Linked DNA regions of Mus musculus: region 1 is linked to region 2. Evidence: chromatin loops called from intact Hi-C (ENCODE). Cell type or tissue: heart. All regions are shown on one strand.

What was found. Hi-C counts contacts between places; a loop is a spot of excess contacts. Peaks named below come from ENCODE experiments on the same cell type or tissue, not always from the same donor. Only the 100,000 strongest peaks of a DNase experiment are listed, where the experiment ranks them.
Region 1: it touches region 2 in a loop (10-fold over the local background); 10 of 42 quality-filtered maps call a loop at or near these places.

Annotation. Positions count from the first base shown.
Region 1 is chr7:137,316,955-137,324,954 of GRCm38, reverse strand. It overlaps a transcript of Ebf3 not described here. Among named protein-coding and RNA genes, the nearest start is that of Ebf3, 6.5 kb to the right of the region's middle. In heart, a CTCF peak has its summit at 5,889; DNase peaks (open chromatin) are centred at 3,294, 5,754, 7,114 and 7,734; H3K4me3 peaks cover 4,826 bases; H3K27ac peaks cover 835 bases; H3K27me3 peaks cover 7,531 bases.
Region 2 is chr7:135,786,531-135,794,530 of GRCm38, reverse strand. No RefSeq gene overlaps it. Among named protein-coding and RNA genes, the nearest start is that of Gm36431, 26 kb to the left of the region's middle. In heart, CTCF peaks have their summits at 1,454 (motif pointing left) and 3,366 (motif pointing left); no DNase peak of the experiment used is centred here; H3K27ac peaks cover 843 bases.

The sequences.
Region 1 (8,000 bases), 1.5 Mb before region 2:
TACAGGAATGGACTATTTTTGTTTATATTAACTGATACCTTGGTGCTGTTGCTTGCAATGAAGAGAGATCTGTGGTCTCCTTGGTGTGCCCAAGTGAGCAACCTCTCTCTCTCTCTCTCTCTCTCTCTCTCTCTCTCTCTCTCTCTGTGTGTGTGTGTGTGTGTCAAACAGAGTTCACAGTCCACATGGCTAGTTAGTCAGCAATATTCCTTGAAGACCAGCCACAAGTATAGCTGTAGCCTCCTTTTCTAGGAACCACAGTTAGAAGAAGAGTCCAGGGACTTCAGACTCTAAGAGAGGGGAGGGGAAAGGCTAAACAGAGGGGTGGCCTGAGACCAGGTGTGGGAAAACAAGAAGAAGAAGGAGAAGGATTGGGAAAGGAATGTCCACAATTGACCTCGAGGGGGTGCTGGCTATTCTGTACCATCTTATCAAACTCCTGGAGAGAAGTTTGCAGAGGACAGCAAGATGCCTTAGAGGGCAAAGGCACTTACCATCCAATCCTGACTTTGTTCCGTCCTTGGGACCCACATGCAAGCTGTCCTCTATGTCCACTGTGGCACACATATGTCAACACATACATATACATACACACGCAAATACAAAAATAAATGTAAAAAACAACACCCAAACCAAACAATCCTACAACTTGGAGACAGTGAAAGCACACCCCTGGCCTATGGCCCTTGACGCCACAGTCAGAGCGATGATGATCATAATGAGACAATAGGTGTGGAGCTTCAACCTCTTGGGAATGTCCCCATACCTTTCCTAAGAGCTTGGGTTTGTCTTTGGATGCTTGGCCCATACTGTTCAATACATGTTAGCTGCTACTAAAAACATGGGTAATTTTATGTCTTAAAATATTGTATATTGCCTAAACGGCTTCATGCTGGTTTGCATTAAAAATGATTCCCAAGTGAAGATGACAAAGGGGAAATATTCGTTATTTAGTTCTCGTCTTACATTAAGCTATCATAATAAAGCACATTTCTGGGCTGCATTCTCCAGAGTGCTTTTTACTAAATAAATGGCCCAAAATAACTTTTCTTTTCCAGTAAGATTCCATGATTCAGCACAACCAACTTTCATTACAAAAGGTTGAAATAAGGAGTAGAGAACAGAAACAGGGGGTTAAAGCACTGGGCTGGGGGCGGGGAGATGGGTAAGTGTGAGCTCCCATTAAAGACCAACCTGGGTGCCCCAAACTGTTTATTCAGAGATTTGTATCGTAGTTTGGGTTGAAAGGAGCAGACAGAATATATTAAATATATTAGAGAGGAAGAGGAGCCAGTTACCTAAGCCATCTCAATACAACAACCTCAGGGCAGGTTCACAGGTCAGGGATGGTGGACCCCTTTTCTTGAAGATGTAGCTGCAGATGCCTAATAAAGTTTCCACCTTTGTCATTTGCTGTGTGACATCTTCAAAGGTGGATGAAGGAGGGAATGGTCGGGTTGTCTGGCCCCCCAGAGGGTAGCTGAAGCTCAGACCAGCAGAAATGGTCCTGGAAAAAAAAGCAAGGCTACCTTAGAGGCCAGGTAGTTCCCCCCCCCCCCACCGCCCCCGTGGCTTTCCAAGGAATCCTGGTTTTGCTTTCTCTATGGACAACCTCTTGACTCTCTAACAGCTCAGCAGAGTGTCTCTCATTAAATTAGCAGTAGTCATCTGGGAGCTGTCTTCACCTACACTACCTAAAAGAGCAGAAGTGAGCTGGCAGAGCAACCCGGGTCCTGGGATCTGCGTCTAGACTCGAGTGCAGAGGTGTCCACCCACTTGGTGTTCGCCTTGGGGGCGGGGGAGGGGGCCCAATGCACTGTCTGGGTCAAGGCAGGTTACTGCTGCCCTTAGGCCCCCCGCAGGAAGGAACCTCTCCAGTCCTGGCAAAGAGTACTCCAGGCAGAGGGGGTCCCCAGTGCGTGGTCCTCGGGGTTCCCCCGAGGCCTGTCCCCCAGGCGGCTAGCTCGGACGCAGCTGCGGCCCCGGGGCACCGCGGCGGGCGGGCTGCGGGGTCGCCTCGGGCACCTTCTAGCTCCCTGCTCGGCACCCCCCGCCCGCCGCGTCGCCGCCACCGCCCGCGGTGGAAGGCAGCGCGGCGCGTGCGCACTGGCGCGCTCGCGGCCCGGCCCGTGGGCTCTCCCCGGAGGGCCGGAGGTGGGAACGTGGGGAGGCGCGGAGCAGCACACCTCCAGCCCGCCGCAGGCGACGCTGGCACCTCGCGGCCCCGGCGCCCGCCACGCCCGTCGGAGTAGAGGCTCGGCGGCTCAGGTAAGCGCTCTGCTCCGCGCGATCCCGTCGGGGGCTCCCGCCCCAGTGCGGTCCCGAAGCGGCCGCAGAGCCCGCAAAGTTGAACTTCGCGCGTCGCGGGCGGCGGGACCTGGGCGCCAGGGAGGGCCGCAGGGTGCAGGGGTGGGCTGTGCTGTGTGGCGGGGCGAGGGACACAGGATGCGGAGCCAGATCCTCGGTGCGCGAGGGTCTGGCCTCGCAGGGAACTTTTGTGGGGCCGGGGAGCGCGGTGGCAGCGGGCGAAGACTGAGGGAGGCTTGGCGGCTCGGGTGGCGTGACCATTCGGCTTTCTCTGGTAGGATCCCGGGAAGGCGAGCGAGGATCCCCATGGAGGGAAGAACAAGGTTTCGGGGCTTTAGTTGAAGTACCCGGATTTTTCGATCCCTATTCCACCCCCAGCCTCAGCAAAAGTGAGACCCTTGAGGAGAAGGCGGGGAAGAGGAGGGGGCGTGTCGGTGCCTGGATGAGAGCGCGGGAAGCAATTAAAACTCCTGCTTTCGGATTAACAACCCCAAATTGATCGATGTGTCAGGAATACCATTGATTTATGAAAGGTGCTTATTTCTCGGGTATGGAGAATTTTATGTTCTCCAGGTGAAACCGAGTTCACCCAGCTCCAGCGCAGATTGATGTTTTAATAAAAATAAATAAAGGGGAAAAGCTCGCCTGGTCTTTGGGGACATCAAGTCTCAAATCGCGGAGTTAGACTAACAAATCAAATTGTGTTATCCTTACATTTCGTGTCTTTTATTAATCTCGCCCCTAAAAATCGCAGGCAGGAGAGCGCCTTCATTTGGAAAGTTTTAATCTACTGTCTAAAACTTGGCATCACTCGCAAGCAATGTTTGATAAGCAAAAAGGCACGGGAGCGTCGGGTAATTGTGATAAGTGGCAGGCCTCGCGATGCAGGCGCGGGCGAGCGCGGGCCCCGCCGGCGGCAGGAGGTGGAGTGGGCTCTGAGGCGAGGGCGTCGGCGGCCTGAGCCGCGCAGCGCCCGTAGATGGCGCCCTGGCCCCACGCTAGACTCGCCAGTCGCCGCTCCACCGGGCGGCGCGCGGGCGGGGCAGTGGCGGGGGTGGGCGACACAAGCTCCACACTCGCAGTTCACTTGAACCGTAGAAGCAGCTTGGCCAAGCAGGAAAACCCAAATGACCCTTATTATTTTCCCTCTAGTTTAAGGACTGGCCAGTAGTTGTAGAGCTAGGGATCCTCAGGTCCAGGGGTCCCTGGGCAAAGTGTCATTTCCCAGGGACTCCTCCACCCATTACCCTCCGAGTGAGTCCCCATTTGGGGTGGCGCTGGCACAGGTAGCCTCCTCTTTCTGCAAAGGCAAGAGCCTGCTGACAGTGGCGTAAAGAGACCCTGTTGGCCGAGGGTCTTCGGATCGGTGGCAAGAACACCAACTTCAAAAGCGCTTAGACCGCTGGGGAGGGCGAGCCGGACGCCCAAAGGCTGCCCCCACCAGTGCTGTGGAGTTCCCTGCCCGGGCCTGTGCTGGCCCCGCCGCTGCGGCTGCCGCTGCTCTACTCTTTGCAATGTAAATTTCAGCGGGACAAATTGCTTATTAATAGTCTAGAAGAGAAGTCGGTTTCTTTCTTTCTTCTTTTCTTTATCTGTTTTTATTTCTGCATGGCCCCTAGCTATGCCCTGGGCAGCCTCGCCGCCCAGCAGTTTTCTCTTTATTTCAATATCCTAAAGAAAATGCAAATTACATCAGTGTGGCCTTTTTAAAAAGTTAAATTAGCAACAGCTTTAAGTGACTCCATTAGTATGGAAAACATACACACGTTTAATGTGGGAATAGCTTTCTTTTAGGAGGACTCATTCTAGTCCGTAAAATTTAGCAGACCCTCGGAGTTGATAAAGAATGTAGTCGCTGCAGAGCGTGTCGCCACAGGCATACCCGGTCTCACGGCCCACATCTGGCTTCCCTGGAGGAGCAATCCTGTTGCTGCCCGCCACCCAATACTCCTCCGTAGAAGCCCCCTGACCGTGAGCTAAAGGGTTTGTTCTTGCCAGGTGGAAGAGTTGACCATATCTGCCCAGGGGCAGTGAGCTTTCTTTTTCCTCTCAGCTTAGGCATCATCGCAGTTCCAGCATCTGAGTAGGTCTGGTTAACTCAAACCCCACTTCACCCATCTGCGCACAGGGATGGCAGTGTAGCGTCTGGGTTAACATGCATGGGGCAAGGAGTGAGAAAAGTAAGGGGAAGAGAGCATGCCCTCAATGGCTGTCAAAGGCCACCCTTCTGGGTCCACCCTCATCCCGTTCCCAACTCCTTTAACTGGCGTTTCAATACGGAATTCTACTGGCAAACTTTCGAGGGCTAGAACATGGCACCCATCAGCGTCCAGGAAAGAGTTAAGATTTATGGCTTGCTGGAGGAGTCTTGTTAAGATGTAATCTGCATTTTTAAACTACTGCGTAATAAAAAGTGAGAAGTTTTGAGACACCTTTCTTGATTATACCTTTGGCGATACTTTAGGTTTTACATTTAATTTGCATTTTGTTCTTAGAGAGTATTGAAGTCTTGAGTGGAGGATTGAATTTTATTAGGACATCTGGACTGACAATATCAAATCAGACACCAGTGTCCCAAAGCATGCTAAAATTTCAGAGTTAATTAGAACGCAGTGTGTTTAATTAAAGCCAATTATAATATCTGAAATTATCTGATCGATCCGTGTTTGTACTGTTTGGTTCTGTTTAAGTGTTGATTGGCGCACTTTGTGCGCTGTTCGATCCAAAAACTTCTCTAGGGAAAGTTTGCTTTGTAAATTGGCGCGGGCAGGCAGTGTGGACTCCGTGTCCCAGGCGCTGGTTCTGGGGCATCCAACAGGACCGCCTTTAGAGCACCGCTGAACGCAGCTAGGGAAATCCCAGCTTGTTGCTAAACCGCTGCTCCTTTTCGGGTCTGAGAGACCCCGCCACACACCAGCTGTCTTTCAGAGCTCCGTTGCTCCTCCAAAGTGCCCCCCCCCTCGGAGAGGCGACCTTTAAGGTTGTAAGGTGGGATGGGAGAAACCCAAGCTTCCGCGTGTTTGAGTTGGGATTCCCGGTGTGTCTGAAGAGTCCTCAGGACTCACTCCGAACTGTAGGGTCAGCCAAAGTGACCGAAGGAGATAGGGAAAAGTAAGGGCAGAGAGACAATAATTAACTGTTTGCCTTCTAATTTTGCACGCTGTTGGAACCCAGGCACACAACAGGCTCTTTTGGGCTCCATTTGAAGTCTTGGGGCTTCCCAGAGATACAGTTGAGCGAGTTCCTGGTCGTGTCTGCTGCTTCCGCGGGATCACTTGGCTGGCACCTTTCTCTCCAGCTAGGGAGTTTGCGTGGAGCTCGCAGCGCGGGCTAGGTGTCCCGTATTCTGTTCCGGGTGGCTCCAGAAAGCAGGCGCACGTGGGCAGCAATTAGGACTAGACGGCGGCGAGTGGTGCTTTCTACATGCCCTTGAGGTTATCAGTTCAGCAAGGCCTAGGTGCGTTGGCTGTCCAAGAGTCAGGAACCAGATGCTGGGATCCAGTAGGAGCGGAAGGGGCCACCAGTCCTGAGGCGGGTGAGCGCTCTAGCTCTCCTTTCTGCTGCGGCGCACTCCGCTCTCCCCACCCCAGGAGGCGCTGTTTGTCAAACTTGGTCGCCTCCGCAGGAGGCGCCTACACGTTTTTCACTCAGAAAATTCTTCTGTACCCGGGGTCGGGATTCAGGAACCTTAACTGTGCAAAATAAATATTGTGGGAGGAGGCGGCACAGAAAACCAGAACCTACGACCCTTGAGTTTTCACGTTTTTCTCTTGAACCCCACCGAGCTTCCTGCCCTTTAAGGCAGGGGAGAGGTGCGGGTTGTTGCGTCGCATGTGTCAGGTACTAGGTGCTCAGTTATTTATCTTCAAGGGCACAGGGATGCCCAACTTGGCCTTGGCTCCTGTTGCCAAAGGTCCATTTGGCTTACATTTTCTCTTGGAGAGAGGTGAAAGCATATTCTCTGGTCCCAGAAAGGAACCGAACCTGGGCCAGCTTCCTTTGCTGCTCAGGTAAACAGGTTGCAATTGCCCATGTGCGGAGCCCTTACATTTCTTCCGCTTACTGACTGAAGTGACCCTATGCCATCAGGTAGAACCCTGGCCTCGGCCAGGGACTGAATCGGTCAGGCAATTCCACCCATTCATAGTGCGAGAAATCTTAGTGCTCCTCTCCCAGCTTTTCGGGCCTCCAACCCCAAGGCATAGAACCAGCCCTGCTCTCCCTTTCGAAGTTCCTTGCAAACCCCTGCCTGCGATGATCCTGGAGGTTGGAGAAAGGCTCAAGGCCCAGCGACCCCGGGGCACCGAAGAGAGGAGGGCCGGCAGCTTCTGAAACTAAGCTCTGGAGGTGTGGACACAAAATCGCGGGACTTTGCCTCATTGCTCCTCACCCCTTCAAAATACCGAAGGCTCCAGTGACGTAACTAGGTAACCTGGGCCTGGAGCCCTGTGCCCCTAGAAGGCGCAGCTCTCACCGGAGCCTGTGTACCTCTGATACTCCCACGGCTGCTTCCAGGAATTTCTGGCTAGGGCTTCTCAACGCAGGAAATGAAGTTTATTACTTTTGGAAGGATGGTTGCGGCGTTGGCTGTCGAGCAAGAAAGAACACATATAGGGTACCCCGGACATCGGATAGGTGCTGCCTCTGTGGCACCTGGTGCCCTGTATCCCTAGTACCCTGCGATACAATTTAGTGAAAAATTCAAGGGGGTAGATCAGAAGCCAGAACCAGGTCACCCCTCCCCCCCTTCCAGGCCCTGCTCCACACCGAGTTGGGGGCAGGGAATGGAGGAGGGTGGGGAAGTGTCTTCCTGGCGCATACTGATCCGGGAGTGGGCAGGGAGGAGAACCTAATGGCGTGCTGCTGCGGCCAGGACACATAGTGCCCTGTGAGTCTGGAGGCAGGTCCTGGGAGCTTGGACCGTCCTCCAGATTTTAGGTGATGCCCACAAACAGAGGCTGAAGAGTTGACTCTCATGAGGGACCCAGAGTCGGGCTCCAGGAGCGGTGAGCGCTGTCTCTTTAAGGTCACTGCCTGCTCCGGCACGACATAGGGAGGACAGCTGGGCACTGGCCATCTGACTGACTCCGGCTTGACATCTGGGAGCCCACTGGTGTGTGGCACGCGAAGCGCTTGATGCTGCTATTTAAATGCAAATGTGAGGGGGCTCATTGAAGCCTCTCCCCGTAAATCCGCACAAAAGGAATACTTCCCACCCTCCAAGGAGGCGGCGGCGGCGGTAGCTCTAGGGCCACCCGTGCAAATCGCGTTGGGCGCGGGGCCCGGAGTGATCGCCGCCGCAGTCGCGGACCGCAGGGCCCACCGTAAAGGTCGAGTCCTTCCCAACCAGGTCCCTGGACGCCCATCTGACCTTTAGGAGAGGTCTGGGAGAATGGTTAGGTCACTGACCAGAGCGCGTCCGCGCAACTTCCAAAGTACCAGCCAGCTCTTGCGTACTCCCCTTTTGGATTCTGGCTGCCTGATTGTCCAAGGAACTGAGAGGGGTGGAGCAGGCTCCTGAGGGAGGTGCTCCCAGACTCTTGGAAGGCTCTAGGGATTTTGATCCGCAGCCCCTCCCCCACCCTCTGGCCTAGGTGCTCTGTCCCTCGCTGCCTATCAAATCGAAAATCTGAGGGTGGCATGGGGTGGGGGCTGCCCACCCAGGCTCCTCTGCAGCAGGCTAGGGTGGAGAC
Region 2 (8,000 bases):
GAAAATGACGAGCAAGCCCATAATTATGCTGCGGTTTTAGGTGGAAGCTTGAGGCGGCAGATGGCCATTGTCCTCTGACACCACGACTTCCGTGACTGGTCCCTCCTGGTGGTAAGTGACACAATGCCACCTCCCTCTTGCTGAGGTTTGAGGTGCTCTGACTCCCTGACTGTGTCTTCCAAGTGAATGTCAGTTCCTGTCCCTACTCAGAGAGCCTGCATCAGATCACAAAGTAACAACAAGAGCGGCTTGTAGGTTCCCAGGAGAGGAGTGGGTGCTTGTATGCAGGCTAAAACCCCCAGAGAATGTGTCAAGAAACTAATCCAAGCCACCATCCCTTCCCACCCGACACCCCCAGTCTCTCCTAGTGTCAGGCCAGACTCAGCCAAGGCTCTGGAAGTCGCCCGGCCCACAGCCTCTTCTCAGTCTTTAGCAGAGCCTGCACTGTCCCACCGGCCTCAGCAACAACAAAGCAAGGCTCCAAGATATCTCTGAAGAATTACTTCATTTGGAATGAGGCTCTGGATGGAGAGATCAGGAAGGGAACATCCTCTCTCTGGACAAAAACAAGAATTCAGGATCCTTTCCCTCCGTGCTTTAAATAGAGCAGGATTAAAGGTCCCTGCTCCAGGACAGTGTGGAGATACCATGGGCCAAGGCCAACTATAGTAATGTCTGTCGTGTGTGTGTGTGTGTGTGTGTGTGTGTGTGTGTGTGTGTGTTTACAATGCTTGCCTGACACACTGCACTCATTCTCAAATTCTGGGCTGAATTTTAGAAGACAAAATAAACCTTGCTCTCTTGTGGGTCATCTATGTCCCTGTATAGAGGAAATGACAGAAGATACAGGAGTAGAGAGAGACGATGCTGTCACTCAGGAAGTACACCCTTCAACCAGACCCCTGGGAAAATAAATGGCTTCTTATGTATCCCCGCCAACCACCAGCTCAGCAGGGCCTACCCCAATTCCAGCAATACCACAGTTCCTGTTTGAACAAGCAGGAATAGCCAGGTTTGCGCACACCTTTAATCCTAGCACTCAGGAGGCAGAGGCAAGCAGATCTCTAAATTCAAGGTCAGCCTGACGACAGAGTTCCAAGGCAGCCAGAATGAGACAGAGAAACCCTGTCCAAAATTAAAAAAAAAAAAAAAAAGCAGGCCAAGATTCACCTGCTCCTGGGAAACCACTTAGGTGTCTCCAGGTAACCAGCCATACGGCCACCTCTTGCAGATCTTTCTCATACCTATGTAATAGCCTGGGCCTGCAATGCTTGAGCCAAAAGTAAACGCCCTCCCAGTCTAGAGATAAAGCCTGGCACTGCTCTCCCCAAATCCTCCAAGGGCTAAACCTCGCTGTCCCATTGCCCAGAGCAGGCCAGTCACCTATCAGAGGAAACCATCTCTTCCCTGGCGCTCGGGCTATACCGCAGCCTTGGAGTACGCCACCTAGTGGCCCTTACAGGAACTACAACCTAGACCATTGCTGGAATGAGTAAATTAGACCTTCAAACTGGCCACTCTGCTTCTCTTGAACAGTATTACAGAGCAATCAACTCGTGCAGAGCAAATCATTGTTTCTAATGGCACAGAGAGAGGGGGCACCAGCTCACAAATAGAATAGTGGATGGCAAGATCACTGGGCAGTGCTGGTTCTATTCTTAAGGACTTTAATACACCATCTCATCACTGCAGCTGGCTCGTAAATCTTAATAAATCTTACTTTCTAAAGAAACCTTTGAAGCTAAGTTGCCCAGGAGCATTTCTTCTCCAATCCAAACACCTGGGGGTCTTTAAATTTTGGCCACCCGTAGGCTGTTCCCTACTTGACCACCTGCACACAGCACAGATCTATCAACACGGAATGCCAATATTGATGGATGGTTAGTGTTAAGCACTGAAACATAAAACTCCTACAGATATCTAATCGTGCCAGCATTGGTCCTTGGGAAGGCACATGTCTCAGGGCCAATTCTGTATGTGTTCCCTCTTCCTCCCTAGGCTGTGAGTTGCCTGCCGCCTGGACCATGGTGGCAGGGAGCCAGGTACAGAAGGCTGAGAGTAGAAAGGGCTAGACAAGCTATGATGGGGGACTCACAGCTTTTCCCACCACAGAACCGGGACCTCCTGCCTGCCCCCAGCCATAGGGCTACATGGATCCAGTAACCACTGAGGCTGGGCAGACCTGGGGAGGCATGGTCGGCTGGATGTCATGCTTTCCTGAGATGGCTGACTCCAGGTGACATCTTGTTGTGCTTCTATCCAACTGTCTTTGTTCCTGTCCAGGCTGCTGTAGCCTGAGATGAGCCTGTGGAACTTCTGAAGGAGTGTGGCCCTCTGGAGAGGCAATTGCCAAACTGAAGGTTCAGGAAGGCCCCCTAGAGGACAGAAGAGGAAGGCAAAGGGCCAGGAAGCCAGGCAGGCAGACAGGCAAAGCTACCTAGAGAGGGGACAAATGGGAGGTCAAGAATGGAATACCAAACTGTGGAAACCCTCAGTGGTGAGATAACTGTTTAATGGACTCGTGGCCTCACTGTGAATAAGCACAGTGGCTATCCACTAAAATGCCTTGTGGGAAAGTGAGGCTATAGTGTCAAGTGTCTGTCGCTGATCCTGCCCAATGAGGAAGAGCTCGAAGGCACCGCCCATTAGAGCAGGGAGGTGAGGAAGAGGGAAGGGGTCAGGGTCACCACAAGGGATCTTACAGAAGAGCCAATAATAAAGAAATGACCAGGTTAGGGAAGGGACCCTTTCCCGAAAACACACCTTCTTAGACAGGCCTTTCTGTAAACAGAATGGTGGCCTCTTTATACGACAGAAGAAACTGAAGCCACCAAGACTGGATTTTAGGGAAATAGCAAAACGGAAGCTCATTGGGGGCCCTGTTCCATCCTTAGGATCTCATCACAAAGCTGTATTTCCCTAGAGTACTTTGGAGGAACCCAGACTCTCCTCAGACACAGTAGCCCAAACCCAAGCCAAGAAAGGCTCTGGTAAGAGGCACACACAGGACCTGCTAGGAAGAGTTTATTCGATAGCAGCAGGCCGCACCCACCCTGCATGCCCCTTCTAGTGGTCCTGACCACAGGCTAGCAAGGACAGAGCACTAACTGCCTGCAGGAGATGCCCACAGCCTTGACAAAGCCCAGTCAAACCCAGGATGGCTAAGTCTCCAAGAATCTGGTGCAGTGGACATCCTTGATGTGTGCTTCAAAGGAGATCACAAGGAAAATGGCTTGCCCTAAAAGCAGGATGACAAGACTAGCTCTGGCTTGTTCATGGTCCCTACATGTTCTAAAACCATCCTTCTCAGAGTCCCACTAGCCTGAAAGCTTGGCAAAGGACACTGCTCGCCCTCTGGTGGCCAGCCCCGGAATGGACGCCATACACATTGCCTGAACTAGACTGCTTCACATCCATCCATCAAATAGAACAAGGTCAAACAAAATGTACTTTTAAATGTCTCTTCTGGGTTACTATGGCAACTAGAGAAACTGTGAAACCCAAAGTATGATTAAGTCCCTCATTGTTCTATATTAATTTGAGGAAGAAAACAGCTTCATTTCCTCTGTTCCACATTGCTGCTTTCTGGGGAGCTCAGTGGATTTCTATGGGCTGTGTAGAATCCAGGCAAGTTGGAATATAATAAACTGGCTGTGCAGAGAGCCCAGGCCCTCGCCTCTTACTTACCTGAGCAAACCTTGAGGTTATCTGCAAGGGAAGGTTCCAGTGTCACCTATTTACTCAGTCCTGGCTTAGCTGCCTGCTCTCTTGGGGACTTGGGCCAAGCTCTTCAGCTGCTACCATTTATGACTTCAGAGGAAGACAATCAAAATACAGGAACTCCCTGGACATTTAAATGAGGTGTGGATGTAAGTTATATATTTTTTTATTATTATTAAGTGTGTGTGTGTGTGTGTGTGTGTGTGTGTGTGTGTGTGTGTGCGTGTGAATGTGGGTGTGCATGTGAGTGTGTGTGTGGATGTGAGTGTGGTGTGTGTGCATGTGAGTGTGTGTGTGGATGTGAGTGTGGGTGTGTGTGCTTGGGAGTGTGTGTGTGTGCATGTGAGTGTGTGTGTGTGTGCATGTGAGTGTGGGTATGTGTGCATGTGAGTGTGGATGTGTGTGCATGTGAGTGTGTGTGCATGTGAGTGTGAGTGGGTGTGTGTGCATGTGAGTGGGCGTGTGTGCATGTGAGTGTGGGTGTATGTGCATGTGAATGTGGGTGTGTGTGCATGTGAGTGTGGGTGTGTGTACATGTGAGTGTGGGTGTGTGTGCATGTGAGTGTGTGTGTGTGCATGTGAGTGTGGGTGTGTGTGCATGTGAGTGTGGGTGGGTGTGCATGTGAGTGTGTGTGTGCATGTGAGTGTAGGTGTGTGTGCATGTGAGTGTGGGTGTGTGTGCATGTGAGTGTGGGTGTGTGTGCATGTGAGTGTGGGGGTGTGTGCATGTGAGTGTGGGGGTGTGTGTGCATGTGAGTGTGGATGTGTGTGCATGTGAGTGTGGGAACCCACAGAGGCCAAATTGCATAAGATTTCCTTGGAGCTGGAGTCAAAGGTAGTTGTTAGTCATCCAACATGGGTGTTGAGAACTGAACTTAGGTCCTCTGCAAGAGCAGTACATACTCTTAACTCCTGAGCCATCTCTCCAGCCCTTACACTTAATTTATTTTCTTCTCCAGCCCTGAGCACATACCACATACTCTTCCAAGAAGCCCTGGCTTCCTCCTCAGAGAATACTGTCCAAAGCTCAGGTCTAGACACAGGGCATGCTTGCTGCTACCACGCCCATTGATTTAAGAGGCCCTTTAAGGAATCTAGAGCATACTAACTGCCTAGTAATTACTAACCACTAATATTATTTCATAGTAAGCTCTGAGCTAGGGTCAGGGACAGACCAGCATATGGCGTCAGTCTTCAGTGAACTCACAGCTGAGCCAAGTATGCATTGTGAGAAATTCCGGTGTGCTGGGAGACGGGCTTTGATGGATACCTAAGTTGGTAAGGGTGTACTCCATTAAAGTGCTTTTAAAATGGCGCCACTGAGGACGGCCATGTAAATTACCTTCTGCGGCACAGCTCAGTAAGAAGCAAACTAAACAATAGTAAGAGTTACACATGCCACCTTTGCCAGAGTTGTGCACCTATGTCACGGTGGGAATGCTCTGTCATCATGCCATATGCAGTACCCTGTGGAATTAGCTGAGTACTAATTGGAATGCTATGTTCATAATATGATGGTCACTGCCCTTATTTCTGGGAGGTGCTATGACAGGCAGTTTATGAAAGGAGGGGGTGTGGCATGGTGTGTTTACCAGAATGTTCTATAAATTCATTATTATATTTGGCTCCTTTTTTAATGCTTGAAAGCTAAGGAGCTAATTTGTTTTGGAATTCCCACAGTTTCTACCCATGCAGCTCAAATACCAGGGGAAAGGTGCTCCTGCGTGGTGGGGGCCAAGGCTTGACTGCTTCATCAGCTGGACAGCCCACACTCCACGGGGAAAGACCTTCTATGTGCAGGTACTGGGGAAAGAGGGGCCTCAATGTGTTTCTTTCGTTTAATTTGTTCAAGAATCCACTCAAATATTGCACTTACCATGTCTTAATCAGAGACGGAAGCCTTGCTATGATAGGCCTCAGAGCCCAGCTCCTTGGATGGGGGATCATGACTCTGAAAGGGGCCATGAAGACTTAGGTAACAATAAAAGTTTCCCAAACATTCACAAGCAAACATTTCATTCAAAATCAGACAGACAAGGACTCTGAGGCATTTCTGGTAGCGTGCGACCTGCGATGCATTGGTGGTTTCACTGCAGCGTCAGTTCTGGACATGCTCTGCACAGTAGCCCAGAGCCTAAGAGAGAACCACTGGCCCAGCCAGAGACACAACATGGGCTTCCAGCTCTTACCAGACTCCTGACCTCTGACCTACTGCCTACCCACTGCCTCTGCCTCCCTGAGACACACACACACACACACACACACACACACACACACACACATCAGGCTTTCACATTCCCAGACCCCACATGTGGACTGTGTGAGCCAGCAGTGATTCCTGTTATATGCACTCTTGTATTGCTAAGCAGGGTAACTGGCTTGTAGAGACTGTTTTATGCTTTGCTTTTTTCATTATAGTTTTCCTGCTTGCTCTCCAGGTGTGAAGTTTTAGAAGTTTTGTAGCTAAACCTATTCATGTTTTTAATGATTTTTTTTTTAATTGCAAAGTATGTCAACTATCCAGGCTACATGTGGCGGTGCCAACATGTAATCCCAGCACTCACAGAACGGAGGCAGGAGAATATCACCTCCAAGGCAAGCCTGAGCCATAGAGTGAGTTCCTATCTGAAGAAAACAAGTGAACTTTCCTTTGGGAGAGACCAAAAAAAACCAATAAAAGCCATTCCATTCCCAAGACAAACATTATATACACTAGGGGAATTCATGTCTAATTTTTTTCAGCATAATAAATATATACAAAACAGAAAAAGGGGAAACATTTATGTTGTTTAGAATGGGAAAAGTCTCTCAAAATGTTAAAAAATAACATAAGTAATATTATCAAAATAGTAAATAAAACTCAGATTAAAAATGATAGCTTTGATCACATAAACCTCTAAATCAGTGGGCCTCAACCTTCCTAATGCTGTAACTCTTTAATAAAGGTTCTCATGTTGTGGTGACCCCCCAACCATAAAGTTATTTTCATTGCTATTTCATAACTGTAATTTTGCTGTTCTTATGAATTATAAGAACATATCTGTTTCTTCCAATGATCTTAGGTGACCCACGGGAAAGGGTCATTCAACCTCGCACTCAAGGGGTTGTGACCCACATGTTGAGAATCACTGCTCAAAATGGTGGCAGATGCCAACAGTAGGCTAACAGCATTCTTCTTAGAGCATTGTGCCTGGGAAATGTTCCTTCAAGGCTCCTGTATTAGAGCACCTCATCTGGTGGGTGATGCTGTTCTTGAGGAGTGTGGAGCTTTGGGGGATGGGAGACATGGCCATGGGTCACTGCAGGCCTTTAGGAGCCAGATGCTCCCACTGTCTGGCCTCCTACCTGCCACTGTGATGTGACAGGCTGCCTCATGCTTTCACTGCCACAGACAGGAGCCACTCCAGGTGCCATGCCTTCTCTTCCATGATGGACTGACATCACAAGCCAAAAGAAATCTTTCCTCTCCTAAATTGTTTTTGTCAAGCATTTTTGTCACAGCACCATCACCATCAGTAAGAAAGGGTCACAAGCAAGAGTGTAGCCCAGTTCCTTCACAGGCTACATTTAACCAGGCAAGCATGCTCACTTACAAAAGTGCATCAGGTAAATCCAATTGCAAATAAAAATGCACTGGCAGTTTCCCATATTAGTGTTAAAAAAATGAGGAAGTAAGTGGGGCTGTAATAGAACAGGGATCCACAGAGTATTGTTCTGTACGGCTCAGAGAACAATAGGGACAACCATATTTTCAGTTTGGACTGCACAGGTTTATTAAGTATATAACAAGCAAATAGGGACAGAACAATACCAAGCATCAGATTGAAGGAAGCAGTAGATGGACAGCGAAACATCATCAAAATGGGCATCCACCATGGCCAACAGAGATGACCACAGAAGTCTAATAAAGAGAGCAAACAAAAGGTAGTGTGATTCAATTGGGAACTTAAAGACCCAGTAGGAATTAGTAGGGGAGGCCCAGGCAGTCATCTGGAGTTCCAGGTTGAGCTTTCTCTCCAAGGACGAGCTCCCTATGACTGATCTTCTGGCTTCCCATCTCCTCTACGGGTGCTTCTTTACCATGGGATAAACAATAATAACATATTGGAAGTTGTTTACTTCCCAGCTGTTCTCAAAGACATTTTTAGCAACATAATATTTGTTACTCTCCCTATCACGGAGCTAAGAGACAAGCCTGACCCAGAACACCAGGAGTAGGTGGGCACCTGGAGTAGAAAGACAACTGGACTAAGAGGAAAGAGGACACCAGGAGTAGGAGG